2 separate regions of the Homo sapiens genome follow, and region 2 is linked to region 1. Evidence: read pairs that join two places in POLR2A ChIA-PET (ENCODE). Cell type or tissue: PC-9. All regions are shown on one strand. Each heading gives the region's core, and the rest is flanking DNA. Links, peaks and the distances in the headings are about the cores only.

The links. ChIA-PET counts read pairs that join two places held together with the same protein. Peaks named below come from ENCODE experiments on the same cell type or tissue, not always from the same donor. Only the 100,000 strongest peaks of a DNase experiment are listed, where the experiment ranks them.
Region 2: POLR2A ChIA-PET joins it to region 1 with 7 read pairs; 2 of 35 experiments call an interaction of 5 or more read pairs at or near these places.

What each region holds. Positions count from the first base shown.
Region 1 is chr17:51,702,147-51,715,068 of GRCh38, forward strand. All of the region lies in intron 4 of CA10 (carbonic anhydrase 10), which reads right to left. Among named protein-coding and RNA genes, the nearest start is that of LINC02073, 270 kb to the left of the region's middle. In PC-9, for the core only: no CTCF peak of the experiment used is centred there; a DNase peak (open chromatin) is centred at 5,265.
Region 2 is chr17:51,485,767-51,490,063 of GRCh38, forward strand. No RefSeq gene overlaps it. Among named protein-coding and RNA genes, the nearest start is that of LINC02073, 52 kb to the left of the region's middle. In PC-9, for the core only: a CTCF peak has its summit at 2,353 (motif pointing right); no DNase peak of the experiment used is centred there.

The DNA.
Region 1 (12,922 bases), core at 4,014-6,513:
GCACCTATTATGTGCCAGGCATTGTGAGTTTCCTATTCTATTCCCTTTGAACCTCACAGCACTGTGCAAGATAGATATTATGGTCTCTGCATTCCAGATGAGAGCACAGAGGCCCAGAGCAGTTGGGAGACTTGCTGTGACTACTCAGCTAGCTGGCGGTAGACCCAGATTCAGATCCAGCATTGCCTGGATCTGGAGCCCTTTATATGACCTTGCCTTGAACTACTGGGCCTCTGCTTTTCAATCACTCTCATCCTTGGTGGCACACAAGATAGCCAATAGAAGGCTGGTGACAGGTCATTCTTATTCTCAGGCTTGTAGAAAATTTTGTATACTAGTTGACATTTTCTCTTTTACAGAGAATCTTTACCTTTATAAATCACTTTCATGAAGGCAGAGGAGGTGCTGTGTGATGGTGGCTTCCACCTGGACCCCAGACTCCCTCTCCGCCTTTCTCTGCCTGGGGAGACCCACTGTGTGCATGGCACTCACTGACTCCCATACCTCTGGCTATCAAAGGTTTCTGCCATGGCCACCCTGGAAGGAAACCAGAGGGAGGTAGACAGGGAGATCAGGTCCCTTCTACTCTGGTTCCTGCTCTGTGAAATTGTCTCAGGCTGGCTGTGTCCAGAGGGTCCCTGGTTCTCTCAGGGATGCCAAATCTACAAGAATCTCTCCTCTTCCAGTTCCTATAACCTCTCCTTCCTTTTGTCTCTTTAGACCTTGGAGTAGTAGCAGCCAGGTTCTTTCTATCTCTGGGTTAGTGCATTATCTCTGGTGGCTCCCTTACCCAGGACTTTGGGAATGGTCTTTTTGTAATACATTCTCCTCAAATAATTCAATTTTGAGTGTTCTGTATGTATCCTGCTGGGAGGTTGTTATATACAAATCACTGTGCCCGTTTAGCAGAGAAGGAGACTGAAGCTCAGGGAGGTTAAGTGTCTTTCTCTAGGTCGTATTGTGGAGAAAGTGGCTGACTGGGGACTTGAATGAGGTCCCTAGTTTCATGCTCGGAGGGCAAAGAGGAATGTCCAATTGGCCTGAGATAAGCCTCTGGTAAAATGTACTGTACATAATAGGTAATCAATAAATGTTGGCTGATGACAAACATGTTTTCTTTGTTCATTAGTTATAGTGATTATGTTCTAAATAACTCCAACAAGGAAGTCAGCACATTTGGAATATCATTATCTTTCCATGATAATATCTTTCCATGGAAAGATAATGATATTCCAAACTGGGAGTGTCCCTAGCAGATCTGAGTCTGTGTATTGGCCCTGGGGTGGGCCAGCCCCTTAGACTCTATGGTCTCATTCTCTTTGTTTACAAAATTGAGATAAGGCCTTATTCTCTCCCCACCCCACCCATCCATATTGTTTTGAGAATAAAATGAGAGGATGTGTGTCAAGGGTGTATTTTGGCAATAGTCTCTGAGCCATTTTCTGAGCACCTCCATACTGTTGACACTCAAGTAATATTTCATCAGCATTCCATTCAGGGTCCTCCCTTAATGAGGTGTGCGATGTACAAGAGTCGTGAGGTGGCAAAGGATGGGCTCCTGAGGAAACACTTAGGAAACTGGGCTTTCTGCCATTAAAAGAGACAAACCTTTGTGGTGACCTAATTAAAGTTTTTAAAATTCAATTTGGAAAGTTAGCAAGCTAGGCTCCTTTCCAGGAAAAATAAGGAGTCAGTGCATGACCTAACCGGTCCCGGGCTGCTTGCCATTCCAAACAACTGCAGTAAGTTTATCACCTTCTTTCAGGGACTGAGGTTTCCAGGCACAGACTTGGATAAGAAGGATGTCCTATGGGGTCACATTGATGCTGTGGCCCAAGAGAGGTTGCCATGACTCGAGAAAGGTTATGAAGTATGGTTTTCACTAAAGGAAAACTGATCTCTTTCGATTGTTTCTATGGAAGCTTGTGGATTATAAAACAGTATCCTTTCAAATCCATCCATCCATGTACTAACCCATCTATCCGTCCATCCATTCATCCATCCATCAATGCATGCATGCATCTATCATTCATTCATTCATCCATCCATCTATCCACCTATTCTTCCGGCCATTTATTTATCCATCCAACATATACTGAGTTGCTACTCCCACCAAACACTGGAGATTCTATACTAAATATGACATAACCAATACTTTGAAAGAGCCCAGGCTTCATGTAAAAGCACACAATTGAAACAATGGTTACAAGCACAAGGCGTTAAGTCAAAAGACCTTGGTTTGAGAGTTGACTTTGTAATTTAAGTGGCCCTGTGGTCTTGGGCAAGTGTTTCTCTCTAGGCCACATTTTTCATCCGTAAAATAATGTAGCTGAACTCAAGGAATGCTCTCTAAGATCTCTTCATGGTCAGATATGCTAAGATTCTCTGTCCAGGCAAATTCAGGGCAAGATGAGATCATCATGTGAGTGCAGACAGTGCAATAATCTAGTCAGTGGTCTCCTCTGTCCACCTTGCCCATCCACTCTATCTTCTACAGTGTAGGCAGAGTCATCTTTTCAAAAGAAAATCTATCACAGCTGGGTGTGATGGCTCACGCCTGTAATCCCAGCACTTTGGGAGGCGACAGTGGTGGATCACCTAAGGTCAGGAGTTCAAGACCAGCCTGGCCAACATGGCAAAACCCCATCTCTGCTAAAAATACAAAAATTAGCCGGGTGTGATGGCATGCACCTGTAATCCCAGCTATCAGGGAGGCTGAGGCAGGAGAATCGCTTGAAGCTGGGAGGTGGAGGTGGAGGTTGCAGTGAGCCAGGATCACGCCATTCCACTCCAGCCTGGGTGACAGAGCGACTCTGTCTAAAAAAAAAAAAAAGAAAAAGAAAAAAGAAAAGAAAATCTATCACATCTTTTTTTTCATTCATCCCTGCAGTGGTGGATTCTATTCCTCTTCGGCTAAAGATCAACATTCTTAAGGAAGGTCTTCGCAGCTCTTCCCAGTTCTCCAGCTCATTTTGTATTAAGCCTTGACTTGCTATCTTTGCTCCTTAAACTTGCTATGTTCCCTCTTATTACAAGGCTTCCGTGTGGCCCACTTGTACCTTTCCCCATCTTCTATCCTGGGAGAACTGCTCATCCTTCAGATAGCAGCCTACTCACCATTTCTTCAGGGACACTTTCTCTCACCTCCCAGGTGAGGCCTGGCTTCTATATATACACATAGATCAATGTTTCTTCCTTTTAGAGCACAAACCCCAACCCTGAACCATAGCAGAGGGGATCCTTAGTTTAACATCTGGCTGCCCCACCAGCTTACCACCCTCTTGGGAGAAGGAACTGGGTCTAGTTTGCTCACTACTGCACTCCCTAAAACAGTGCTTGGCACATACAGGGCCCCCAGCAAGCATTCGTCTGAACAAACATGGAGAATATGGTGAGTGCCCTAGGCTGACAAATATAAATTCCTCATACCCGGAGATGAGGACAGGAAATAGCATCCTTATTGGGGTAATTCACTTGAAAAAAAAAATGCCTCAAAAGAAATCCACCCATATGTTGTAAACTCACTGCTCATAAGAGCAAGGTGCTCTCTAAACCCCATCAGGTAGCCCACAGTGTCTCTCAAACCTTAAGGGGGAGGACCCTTTTGAACCAAAATGGATGCAACAATAGCTGTGAAGCCACTGCTGAGCTGCTGACGGAGGGTAGAGGTGACAGGTAGAGATGGAAAAAACAAAAGGCCAGAGAGACAGAATTTGACCAGGGGTCTCTGCCACTGTGCAAGGTAGGGGTAGTTTTTTTCAGTCTAGAATATTGGTTAAGTAGTTGAAAAAGCCCTAGAGGAAAAAGAACAATCCATAATTGTTCCTGAGTGTGGTTAAAAAGCATTTTGAGTAGGAATCTGTGTAGCGCAGTGGTTGAGGGAATGTCAGACAGGTCTGGTTGAAGTCATAGTTCCAGCACCGAGTAGCTGCGCAGTGCTGGGCAAATCACTTTGCTCTGAGCCTCAATTTCCTTATTTATGGGGATAATGGTATGTTTACCATTGGGCTGTTGGAAGAAGAAACGGAGGATGTAAGCTCATGCTTAACACAAGGCCTGGCCTACACTCAGTGCTCTTAAGTGAAAGCTGTTGTCAGTGAGATGAATTACTTTGTCATAATTCTCTGCTCACCTAACTGTCCATCTGGTCTGCATTTGATTCCTGAGTAAAGCCATTTGCCAGAAATGAGCTCTCATGGAAACTGTACATTTCTGTGGCTCTAAACCTTGACTCCTCTCTTTTTCTCCATAGCATACCAAGTCTAGCAGTAATTTGTGTTGGCTCTCCTTTCAAAATGCATGCAGAATCCAGTTGCTTCTCTCTCCTTTTGCTGCCACTGCCCTGGTTCAAGCTATCAGCATCTCTTTCCCAGAGGACTGTAGTGGCCTCCTAATAGGCCTGCCTGCCGGGGCCTTTGCCCCCTATGGTCTTCTCTTGGCTAACAGCCAGAAAAAACCTGCTAAAAGCTAAATCAGATCATACCACTCCCCTGCTTGAAGATGTCTGATGGCCCCATCACACTTAGAAGAAAATCCATATCCAGATCCAGTCCCCCAAAACCTTCAGGATTCCACATTAGCCAACTTTTTTGATCCTATGCACTCTCTCCTAACACATAGGTTCCAGCTACAGTGGTCTTGCCACACACCAGGCACACTCCTGCCTGAGGGCCGGAAACCTCTCTACCTAGAAACTTGCAAGCTGGCCTTTCCATCTCCTTTAGGTCTTTGTTCATATGTCACATTCTAGCTGAGGCCTTCCCTGACTGCCTTATTTAACACTGCAATCCCCACCCCACACTGGACGCCTTTTCCTATAACTCATCCCCTACTTTATTTTACCCACAGCGCTTGTCACTATTTGATCCTTATATATTTTACATATTTGTCTATTATCTGTCTCTCCCACTAAGTTCCATTACAAAAGAGTTTTTGTTCTTTTTTTGTTCCCTGTTGTTCCTCGGTGCCTAGATTCTCATAGAAGCAATGTGCTAGGTGCTTAATAAATATTTATCATGTGAATGAATGGTCAGCCCACTTCTTGGGGTGAAGCCTTATGTGTATGCTCAGAAACTGTCCTGGCTTATAAGGTTAGTGTGGGCCAGGCTCCCCGAGCATTCTTTTTATAGAGATTCTGCTAAAATCAAATTTCTGAATCCTCTGGACTGCAGAGTCAGTCTGGCACCTTAGATGTCCCTGATACCCAGCCTAAGCTTTAGGCACTGTGACACATACTTTTAAAGGTGGAGAATGAGTCAGAATCTGATAAGGTATAAATATTTGGTTACTCACCTCCTGAAGGTGAATTAGCTCTCACAGGTTGCCAGAAATATCTCTCGGTTCCCTGAAGCTGAAACACACTTGCTGATGTGCATTAATAGCCAAAATGGTAGGAAATGGCAGAGTCTGCCATTATTCATCCACTTACCAGGGGAGGAAAGAAGATAAATTTATTGTATATGAATGAATTAACACAGGCATTGTGCCTGTTGAGCAGGTGTGCAGGGAAGGAAAGTGGATGAATATGTGTGTGTGTGTGTGTGTGTGTGTGTGTGTGTTTCTCATGTTCCTATCCTTAATCAAGAAAATGGAATCCCTTCTGGAAGACCTCATGACCACATTTGAAGCTCTACCATTTTTCTGTTTTGGAGAATAGTGGTTTGGGTTTTATAGAAAAACTGGAGGCAGCTCTGAGTAAGAGAAACATGGTGGTGGTGATTTCCCAGAACTCATCGGGCTTCTCCAAGTTGGGACACATGTTGGTCAAAGGATGAGCTGCTGGCAATTCATGATGAAGACACTGGAGTGGATAAGACACTCATGGAGACACTTAAAGCAGGACACCAACCTAGGAAGGATCTGGAAGTAGAAGTGAGTGGAAGATGGCACTAAAAGTGGAAGAAAATCATGAAAGACGTGATCTGTCCTTGCTGCTTCAGTGATTACAAGTGGGCTCCAGCAGTCCTTCCAATCAGATTCTATTATTGAAGACCAGTGTATTATTTAAATGCTTCTCTCAGGAGCTTCGAAAGGAGGCAGAGCGAATAGAGAGGGAAAGAAAAGAGCTCTCATGCCTCCACTGTGGCTTGGCACTGGGTGGGTAGGGCACAGGTGCTGGATGGCAAAGCATTGGCTTGCTGCTCTGATGGCCATGCTGATGGGACACAGGGAAGGAGAGGCACTGAACACTTAGACTTTCACAGAATTTTCAATATCAATATGCAACTTGTGATAGGTTGTAGTTAAATAAATTTGTTGTTGTTTATTAAAACTTTTTGCATCCTCATGTTGAGGAACTCAAAGTAGAAAATAATGTCTGTAGAGAAAGTATACTTTTCCCCAGGTGTGCTGAGTGGCAGCTCTTATCCAGTGACGTATACTATCAAAAATACCAACTTGGACTCTGTGATGGTTAATGTTGAGTGTCAACTTGATTGCATGGAAGGATGCAAAGTATTTTTCCTGGGCATGGCTGTGAGGGTGTTGCCAAAGGAGATTAACATTTGAGCCAGTGGGAGAAGGAGACCCACCCTCAATATGAGTGGGCTCCATCTAATCAGCTGCCAGTGCAGGTAGAATAAAGCAGGCAGAAGAACGTGGAAGGACTAGACTTGCTGAGTCTTCCGATCCTCATCCTTCTCCTGGGCTAGATGCTTCCTGCCCTTGAACGGCAGACTCCAAGTTCTTCAGCTTTTGGACTCTTGGACCTATACCAGTGGTTTGCCAGGGGCCCTTGGGCCTTCAGCCACAGACTGAAAGCTGCACTCTGTCATCTTCCCAACTTCTGAGATTTGGGGACTGGGACTGGCTTCCCTGCTCCTCAGGTTGCAGACGGTCTATTGTGGGACTTCACCTTGTGATTGTGTGAGTCAGTACTCCTTAATAAACTCTCCTTCATATATACACCTATCCTATTAGTTCTGTCCCTTCAGAGAACCCTGACTAATACAGATTCTGAGGGCAGAAACTCATTCATTCATCTATTCATTCATATATCCATCTATTCATTTACTTGCTCATCTAGCAAATATATTTTGAGCACTTACTATGTATCGGGCAGATGTCCTGATACAGAAGTCAACAAGATGAACAAATCCCTCTCTTGAAGCTTGAATTACAGTGGGGAAGACAATAAATAAAAAATAGAAAAGATAACTTCAGAGAGTGAAGAGTACTGTAGAGATAATAAAATCAGTGAGTGATGTAGAGAGCTCTGGGGGCTTAGAGTTCAGGCTACTTCAGATAAGATGATTAGGGAATGCTTCTCTGGGAAGGGATCTTGGTGCTGAGACCTGAACAATGGGAGGACCCAGCCACATGAAGATTTAAAGTGATGACTCACAACCTTTGAAGTGCATTCATATCACCTGGGAGTTTTTAAAAATAGATGGTGGACCCCACCTCCAGAGGTGGAAATTTAATTGACCTCAAGGTAAGGCTTAAAATTATTCTAATGTGCAGCCAGGGTTGCAAAGCAACCTAGACTAGAAGTGGAACTTACTAGACAGAATAGCATATGCAAATGTCCTCAGGTAGGGAATGGCTTGGAGTGTTCCCCAGGCAGAAAGAAGGTAGGTATGACTGAATTAGATGGAGGTAAGAAACAAATTTGGGGAGGGAGTCAGGGATTATATTCGCTTAGGTGAGCTGGTGAGCATGTCACAGATCTAGAGCTGGGCCCCACAGTACACAGAAGTACACAGAAAACAAGAGCTCCTTGCTGCGTGCAGTGGCATTGTCTTGTGAGGAGCCAGGGAGTTGGAATGGGTGGTAGGGAGAAACCCCATACATTTCACTTCTTCAGTGTCATCACACAGCAAACTAATCTGAACTGCAGAATTTCTCTGGTGATCAGCTGCCTGTTTTCCTGGGGTGATCCATCTATGAAAAGTTTCCAAATTGTGTTAAAACTGCCAGTTTCTCGACAAACAGCACGGAGTGTACTTTCCAGGGAGAAAAGTTCAATAATTAAAATGAGTCAGCACTGAAGAACTGGAGGGCGGTTTGATCTAGTTTAGCAGCCGACGTTTTCTTAGCAGAAAAATGCAATATCCATAATACATAATTTTGTGCTGAACAGAAGTCAACTAGAACAGAATTGTCTCAGGAGGGACCAAAGTCAGCTTGCCAGAAAATCTTTTTGAAGGCAGCAGAAAACCTGGTCTTCAAAAGCTGAAGTTGGGGAGTGGCTGAGGGGCCATGTCTCAGGTGCCTACAGGCTGGAGGAGCTCCCTGAGCTGTTTTGACAGGGACTCCCCTCTTGCTCTCTCCAGAGCAATTTTAAAGGGCAGATAAACACAACACCCAGGTTGTCTGAACACCTGGAGTTCAGAAGCCTGACTTCTCACCACCAGCAGAAAGACCTACTTAATATTGGGCAGCTCTTATTCTAGGGACTAAGTTTGCCTTTGCCTGGGGTGTTACCACAGGAGGTGGGAGTTTGGGGGTAATTTTTTGTTTTTCTGAGAAAAGAAGAGTGATTAAAGGAGAAAATCATTTCCTCTGGGTGGTAAGGGTCCCTGCAAAACATCCCCCGACTGAGCTTCCAGGAAGAGTGAAAACTGCCAAACCTGAAAGTGGTTTGGCTTGGAGTCTAAGTCCCCACCAGAGGTTGCAAGTCCTCCCTGTGCCTGCAGCACAGTCTCTTCCTGGGGCTGGCTCCGCGATTTCAAAAACATAGACAAATTGGCTCTCTTCTGGCCTCCTGAAGTTCATGCAATCATGGGACCAACTAAATTTGTGTTAGATTATGCCAAAGACTGAACAACATTTTGCTTTTTTTTTTTTTTTTTTTTTTTGCTTCACTGACAATAGTCCAAGAGAGGAAGCCTTCAATTAGAGTAGCAGAAAATGCTGATTAGAATCAATCAACACCTCTAGAAGTTTAAACACTTAAGTTAATTAAATGGTTCAGTAAACTTGAAGCGAAACTTGCAAACAGAAAACGCGACGTATAAAAGGATGCTTAGATTTTTAAAAAACAGATAATTATCCAACAAGCTCAACATCAACCTCACCAAAGGCTCTGTGAAAATGATTAGGCAGGCAGCGCATTAATTTTCAATGCAACTCACACTTAGGTTCATATCACTACTCAAAAGCAAAAACTCATGACTCCTATCAGCGGGTGTGTTGTTCTGGTTTCGAGATATACTATTAGGAAACTGGCAATGCACCTGTTGTATTTTAGTAGTCCTGAATATTTTAAGAGATCACTGTTTCCTTACCCTCAGTACAAACAAAATCCTGCAAAGACAGATCTTTCCTGCAAAGCAAAATCTTGCTGGTTTTGTTTAATTTTAGGAGAAGGCCCAATCTGAATGAGTGAAAACATGAAACACAGATTTTTTTTCAGACACTAAAAATTTGTAACTCTTCTGCTGCAAAATAAAGTCAAACTAGATGTCTTCTGTTGGGTTCCTTTAGACACAGCCTGCGATGGAGAGTCTAGTTCAAGTGTTTTCCTGAGGATATGGTCCCCAGAAAAGGGGAAGGAGGAAAGCGGGACAGAGCTGAAACAAATATCTAAGCAAAGCTTTTGATTTGCCTGCAGATTGTTTCAGTCTGAGCCCATAGGAGGGCGCTGGAGTATGAATCTCACAACAAAATTAGTTCCACCTGAGACAAGAAGATCAGCCTCTGATGCCCCTTGGCATGTATCTATTAGTCATGGGCCGTGGGCTTCTGCTGGGGGTGAGGTGGGAATGTGGTAGCCTGTTGAGCAGTTAGCAGAGGGCAGTCCCCCAGGAAAAGCGGTGGCTGTGAGGTGTAATCAGACAAAGTCACAGCTGCTGGGGGAGAGGGGCAGCGGCTACCGATGGGATCTGGGCAGGAGGTCTACATGACTGGACCAAGGAACTTCTGCCTCATAGAGATTGTTGAGTGATCTTAGGCAAGACAAAAGTTGTCTTTGATAAACAAGCCTATTCTAAAGTGAGAGCTACCCCAGGCTCCAGACACTATCTTGTTCACCTCTGAACATAATGGGTCATCAACAAATGTGTGTTAAGTGAATAGCAAACAGATCACTTGCAGTGTCCACTGAATATGATGCAGCTTCCATGCCCTTTCTACGCATTTCACAAACACCCACTGAAGATGAAGCAATAACTTGCTACTTGAGGTTCAGTCCCATCAGAAGACATGGGTTGAGCCCTTGTGTAGTTTTTCATTAGTAATGATGCCTTGTACCTCAGTTGTCCAATCTTTAAAATAGGGAAAAATCACAACATGACAGGGCTTTTGTGAGGATTAGGAGAAATAGCACATGAATATACTTAGTAATTTAGCTTTTTCTCATAAAATGTTTTTCTTTGGAAAAATTTCAGAAAAGCTGAAGTGCAGGAATAGAGACATTTAAAGCTAAAGGATTAGAAGCCTCTGATAATAAAAATTTGCTCTGTAAAGATAAAGCAATACTAGAACTGTGCTGTAAAGTCAATAGGCACCGGGGATTGATATTGATCTACAGAATACACTTGTAGGAATGAAGCTACTCCATAAAGCCAGGCACATTGAGAATGAGCATCTCATTGTTTTATCTCCCAATATAGTGTGCAGGTCAGGCTCTGAACTCTTCTTAACTAGAAAGATAGTGAGTTGCAAATAAAACAGGTGTTGGCCATTAATGAGGTCTCTACGCACAACACTTACTATACTACCTCTCAGACTATGTGGAGTGGTTTCTTCTTTTGGGGGTTTGCCAAAAACAAAGTAACATTGCCTACGACCTTCCTTCCATAAAGGCAGGAGGAGGGTGAGTGTCTTTGTCTGCACAGGACACACAGCTGCAAGAACTCTGTGACTTGGTGTTCCCACTGTCTGATTATCTGTTGTGTCCTCCACAGATCCTCTTTTCTTGCCCCTGCTGGGAAGCTATCTCTGGTTCTAGAGCAGAAGGCCATCACAGAAACTCAGCCAAACAGTAAATTGGAGGTGAGGTTTTCACCAGGACCATGAAGACTTCACTTCTTCAATCGGGTAACTTCCCAAAGAAGTATTTTCCTACTTTAGAGATGTGGAAGGATTGGGAGCTGCTACTCAAGATGATCTTACACATGCACTGAATGGTTTGAGCATCATTCTTATCATTGATTAAGGGGCTGGATCAACGGCTGGACTTCAGGCATGGTCAGAAGGAAAAAGGAGCCTATAATTGGCCATTTCTTGGCTGGGTCATGACCACAGCAAGGGCATAGATGTTTAATAGGCAGTGTAAGGTTACAATTCCAAATATGCATTAACTGAACCCATCAATGATATCTAGCGGGGACAACGGGAGGACTTGAGGACAATTGATGATGGTAAGTCATTTGACAAAAATAGGGCCTGAAAAAATACAAATTTTGGTTCTATATCTTTTGAAAAATATCACTCCTTAGTTGTCACTTAAGCCTAGGACCAAAGGCTAGCTAGCTTCCCTAATCACTAGGCTTACTTACTAGAGCAAAGGGTAGAGTGTGGGTACAGGCATCTGTTGTTATCTTGCCCAGCATATATTTATTTATCCCTCTTCCCTTGGTAACAGCACCCTTCCTTTCCTTTGAATAACTGTGCCTACTGCATTTCCATATGGCCCTGGGGGGCACCAATCCTGGTACCCTGTTCCTGGGTAGGTTCATGACCTTACAGGTTGGCCAGACTCAGTCTCCCAGGAATCTGAATTATAGGTGGAGTGAAATATGAATGGAAGGTGAATGAAGACAAGTCAATTTGATGGCAGTTCTCAGAAAGAATGAATCGGAGATCCCTGGTACTGACCTGATGTTCCTGACCTTCTTGTGGTCCTTGATTCTATGAGTTACTTAGTGTTCTCTCAAATAAACTAATCCTTAAATTAACTAGAGTGGCTTTTCCGTTTCTTATAGTCAAAGAACACTGAGTGCTCCCTGCCATGGTGCCCCTAAGGAGAGAAAGGCCAGTCTCTCTTTCTTTTGCTCTGTCTGTATATGTGTGCATTTGTGCTGGTATAAGCACTGACACCAGTTCCTGAGGCCTCCATAAAAGGTACTTCAGGCCCCTTTTCAATTTGAGAGGCAGGGTGTGATATTATTATATGTTACCATCCATCTCTTTCTTAAAGAGGCAAAGTCTCATAGGGGAACAAGCATAGATTTTGCAATCCAGAAAAAATTGAGTTTGACTGAAAAAACTGAGTTCCGTCATTTGCAATTTATGTAATCTTGGGCAAATTCTGTATCCTTTCACCTTTGTCACCTGTAAAATGGGTACAATAATACCTGTCTTCTCACAGGGGTTTGTGAGATTTAAGGCAGTGTATAAAAAGGGCCAAGTATTGTGACTTGCCCTAGAAAAATAATTTCCTTCCTCCCTCTGGAGCTCTTTGGGAGGTGGGCTGGGGTCCTCATCACTATGGTTATTTTACAAGGTTGGACCTTCTCTAGATACCTGATGAGGCCACATTCAGGTGGGTGGGTAGAGACACACTGGTTTCAAACATGGGAGATATGACTGAGAAGGCGATGATTGCTCTTGCTAAGACAATGGACTTCGGTGGTGATGGGAGAAGCTTAGTTTAGATGCAAGCAAGAATGTGCTCAGATGGAGAGAGAAGAAGGAATTACAGACAAAAGAAATCTGCAGAACACCAATTTTTAAATCTACACCTATGAGGGATGATTTCAGTTTGTGGCCTGAGGAGAGAGTGGGCAGGGAGGAATTGGAAATTACGGCTCTTCCTTCACATTCGTGATTCGGCTAAATGGGTGCTCATTATTCAGAGAATGAAAAAAATAGCAGAGCCTGGTAACACAAGAGCCCTTTTCTCAAATTATCAGTACTTTATAAGAATTCTAGCTTTTCAATAATCATAGTTCTTATAGCTTTATGTTCTCACATTCTAAGTTTGTTGTGGTGAAAAGAACAAAATAAGGGAGGATGATGAGTTCATGTCTTTGTAGGG
Region 2 (4,297 bases), core at 1-2,500, 220 kb before region 1:
CGAGTCACATTATACGTAATAGAATAATAGAGTCTGAAGTAGATACTATTTTCCCCTAAAAGAGATTGTTCTTTCCACCATCAGGTAGCTAGGGCAAGGATTGGTTTCCTTTATCTACTTAGAAGTTGAGCTGGTTTGGGGCTTATTTGTTGCTTAATTTGCTAAAGCACCCCTAGTTTTAAACATCTTGATAGTAATCAAGTCCCTCCCTGTGGCAGAGCTTTGGAATATAAATACTGACATACCTCATAGATATTGCAAGTTTGGTTCCAGACTACTGCAATAAAGTGAATATCACGGAACTGTAATAAGTAGATATTCATCATAAGTGGTTTGAAACACTTTCTTCATTTTCTATTTACGGTAACATTAAGAATCGGAATTTAACAGCAGTGCCTTCTCAACACTCTATGGGTGAGATCTCTCTCCTTGAACTGTTTCCAAGACCCACACAGACCTGGAGAGCAGCCTAGTTCCAGTTCCTTTTATGAGGTGCACACAGAAGAGGGCGAGTCCACCATCAGGCTCTGCCATTGCTGCTGCTTCTTCATGTAACCTGCCTGTTTTATATCTGGTTGGTTGGCAATGATGTCATCCAATTACAGCCTTTCTGTTCTCCTTTTGGGTACCGAGAGTTGGTATGTCTAGATTCTCTAACAGAGACTTTACAAATAAACAAGTTCACAATAGAAAGATTATAGAACTCACAGGCATCCATTGACTTCCCTTTTGTAATTGGTGTGAATTAACAGGTTTTTTGGTCTTCTAGAGAATCTTTACCAAGTCCACAAAGGGTAGAAGTATTGTCATATGGCAGAGAGCCAAGGCTTCATCAAAAGCTCCTGTATTGTGATTAACTAAGTGTTGTCTCGATTCTAACTAGACTTAAATTCCTTGAAGGCAGGGACTGTGTTTAGTTCCCTCTTATATTCCCTGTGCTTGGCCCAGAACAGGGACTCAGTAAATATTTATTAAGTGAATTGGGAAGAGGCTAATTTTACTTTCTAGGAATAGCAATGCATATGAAATACAGGTACCAACAGTTTTGTAAAACACATAAAGTGAAAGGCCCAGACTGAGAGAGCAGCTAAAGGAATGGACCAAGAGGCTTATGCATCCCGCAAGAATTATTGTGCATGGAGATTATTGTGCATGGATTTTCTGACTTGAGGAACTAATTCTATGCACAGACATATTTCAAAAAAGATAAAACTGCCAAGATAATGACTGGTACATTATGGAGACATTTTCTAAGCCATTATATGTTTCTAGGAAATTATCTATAGTAACTAGAGAACCAGACATGAATCTGCACTAATTTGGCCAAAAAGCAGGAAATATCGAGGACACCGTGTTATCCTGGGAGAAATCTTGAGTGTCTGTTTACTAAAATAGTTTTGAATGTATTAGATGCTCTGGATGAAACCAAAAGGCTAAGTGGGATAAATATGTGAAGGCCTAAATTCCTCCTTAAAATGGAATCAAGAATGATACAGCCAGAGAGAGTGTGTTATGGTCTTAACAAGGCAGCTGCTGACTTCATTGCCCCTTTGCAGATGTTGTCAGCCCTGGGTGCACGCCGACTGGGGAGGGGAGTATAGGTGATTACAAAGCTTTAAGCTATTCATTTTTTTCCTGTTTTGTGCTGTAATATTTATTTTATTCATTATTATTTTATTTTATTTTAGATTCAAGGGGTACATGGGCATGTTTGTTACATGGGTATATTGCATAATGTTGGGGATTGGTCATCTAAGTTACCCATATTATTTTTACTTTACTGACATTATTTTATACATAAAAGATTCAATAGAAGAAACTTATTGCTCTCTGAATTTCCCAAGAAATTATTATTTATTTTATTTTATGATTATTACCAAAATAATTCTGTTATAGAGGAGGGGGGTATTATAAAATAATTTGTCCCAGGTGTCAAATATGCTAAGCACGCCCCCTATCAGAGGCCATGGAATTTCTGCCCAAGTTGTGAGAAAATGGTGAAAAGGAGGGCTATTTCTCCGAAGAGAGATGAGAACTTTTGCAGTTCGGTGCGTCTCTGGTAGTTAAGGTTAAGTCCATCACGTTAGAAGATTTTATCTTCCCCAGGTAATAATGTGTGTGTGTGTGTGTACTCAGATGGTTGATGGCCAATATCACAAAAAGGTGTGGTCTTCAAGATGATGAAGAGTTGTGCTGTTTATTTTTTAAGGGTATAACACAAAAAGGAAAAATGAGTAAGTGAATAAATAAAATGACTGAACAGTCACTGTGAATTCTGGGAGCTCTTCAGCGTTGTAAGCCGGGTTGTGTCACCATATGACTCTCTCTGCCTCAAGAGGGAGCTATTTTCAGAGTTCAGTCCAGGCAGGAAGCGAGTCCACCCACGAAGGCACCACCCTGTCACCTGAGTACGTGGAAGGCAATCACGGGCAAGAGTCATTGTCAGCACTGAGTCCTCATGTTAGAGAGACGGAGGGCGGCAACATCACAGACACGGCCGCCGTGTAGCACAGGGGGCTGCGGAAAGCAAAACCTTTTGCAACTGCCGGTGAATAAAAACCTAATACAAGTGATGGTCGAGATGTGTCTTTGCTAGTTAACGTATGTCTCAAGAGCAACAGGAATCCCCACCATTCTAGCAATTACTTTTCCTTGTGAGTATAACTGAAAAATTTAAGTGACTCTTACAAAAATGACTTACTGCTCACCCAATGAGCAATTTTTATTTTACACTGGCTATAAAATGTCCTGAAGCCATTTTACAAATTGCCTTTATTGTTATTATATAGAATGCATAGTGGAGTCTATTAGATTATAGATGCCAAATGTGACATTCCACCCTGAAATGTTTAATTCTCTGATAAGAACCATTACTTTCTGAGACATCTTCACTTTTTCTTCATTTTTATCATCAGCACCAGCAGCTGATTTTCTTTTTGGGAGCCACTTTGCACACAGAAACGAAATTTCAGTTACTTCATAAAACTTATGGTGTACATGGCAACAAGGAGAGAATGACCGATTCATGTCGAAATGCAGATTTGGGAATCCAAGCAGGTTTACTCACTAGTTAAGTTGATAACTTGGCTCAGACCACTGATCTTGTAGAATATAGGATTGAAATTTGTGCCTCAAAAAACAAAACAAAACAAACTGCAAAATAGTAGATGCCCTAGGCCTTCAGTGCCATTCAAGCGTGGTCAAAACTATAAGTGTTAAACCCAAAAGGGCTTGCAGTTTGACAAGTCTTCTGGAACTTAAAAATTGTATGTTGAATGGCTGCAAAGGCAGAGGATAAGTCAAAAGTAGCATTTGCTAAGAGCAACCTAACTATAAACAAAAGGATTTAGGACAGATAAGAACACTTGTGAGTGTGCTGGTGGGGAGTCACCAGGTTTGTACGGTGTGGGAAATGGGTGACTCAGGACGAGAATCCCCCACACATTCTCTGTTGTTTGTTGTGTATTGACAAGCAGAGTAATCCAGATGGTGTCCTTACCATGGAGAAGGAAGGTTGTTGACATTCTTAAGGAATTATTTTGTTGCCTTCATAAAGTTTCAAGGTTACAGAATGTTGGTCAAAAGTACAAAGTTTCGGTTAGGAGGAATAAGTTCTATTGCATGGCATGGGAACTATAGTTAGCAATAATGTATTCTCAGAACGTAAAGTAAAATTTAAAAAAAATATATTTTAAAATTGCTTAAAAAGTAGATTTTAAATGTTTGCGCCAGACCAAAAAAATGTGAAGTGGTAGATATGTTAATTAGCTTGATTTAATCTTTCCACAATGTATATATATATATATATCAAAACATTGCATTGTTCCCCATAGATATATACAATTATTATTTGTCAGTTAAAAATAACATTTAAAAAAGAATGTCTTTAGGTATTCTATGCGGATAGCCAAACTGGATGAATCTGAAATAATTGTTATGGCCAATATTCTGATCCATATCAGGAGCAAGTAAGAGGGTCCTCCTCTTTTTGCAGAATTTGGCTTCAGGGAGGTTTTGTTTTTCCTTTCCTCTCTGGGAGGCCTACCTATTACATACACCCTCCCAGCGGCATGTAGGGTGGAAACACTGAGAATAAGTTCTATTTGCGTACTTGTTTGACTTGCTTCAAGAAATTAAAATATCTGGGGATCTAAAGTTACACTGCAGCTCAGAGATTATTTATATAACAACAGGTTCCTTTAAAAATCATCACTCAGTGTACTTAAATAAGTTTGGGGCCAGGTGCGGTGGCTCACGCCTGTATCCCCAGCGCTTTGGGAGGCAAAAATAGGAGGAT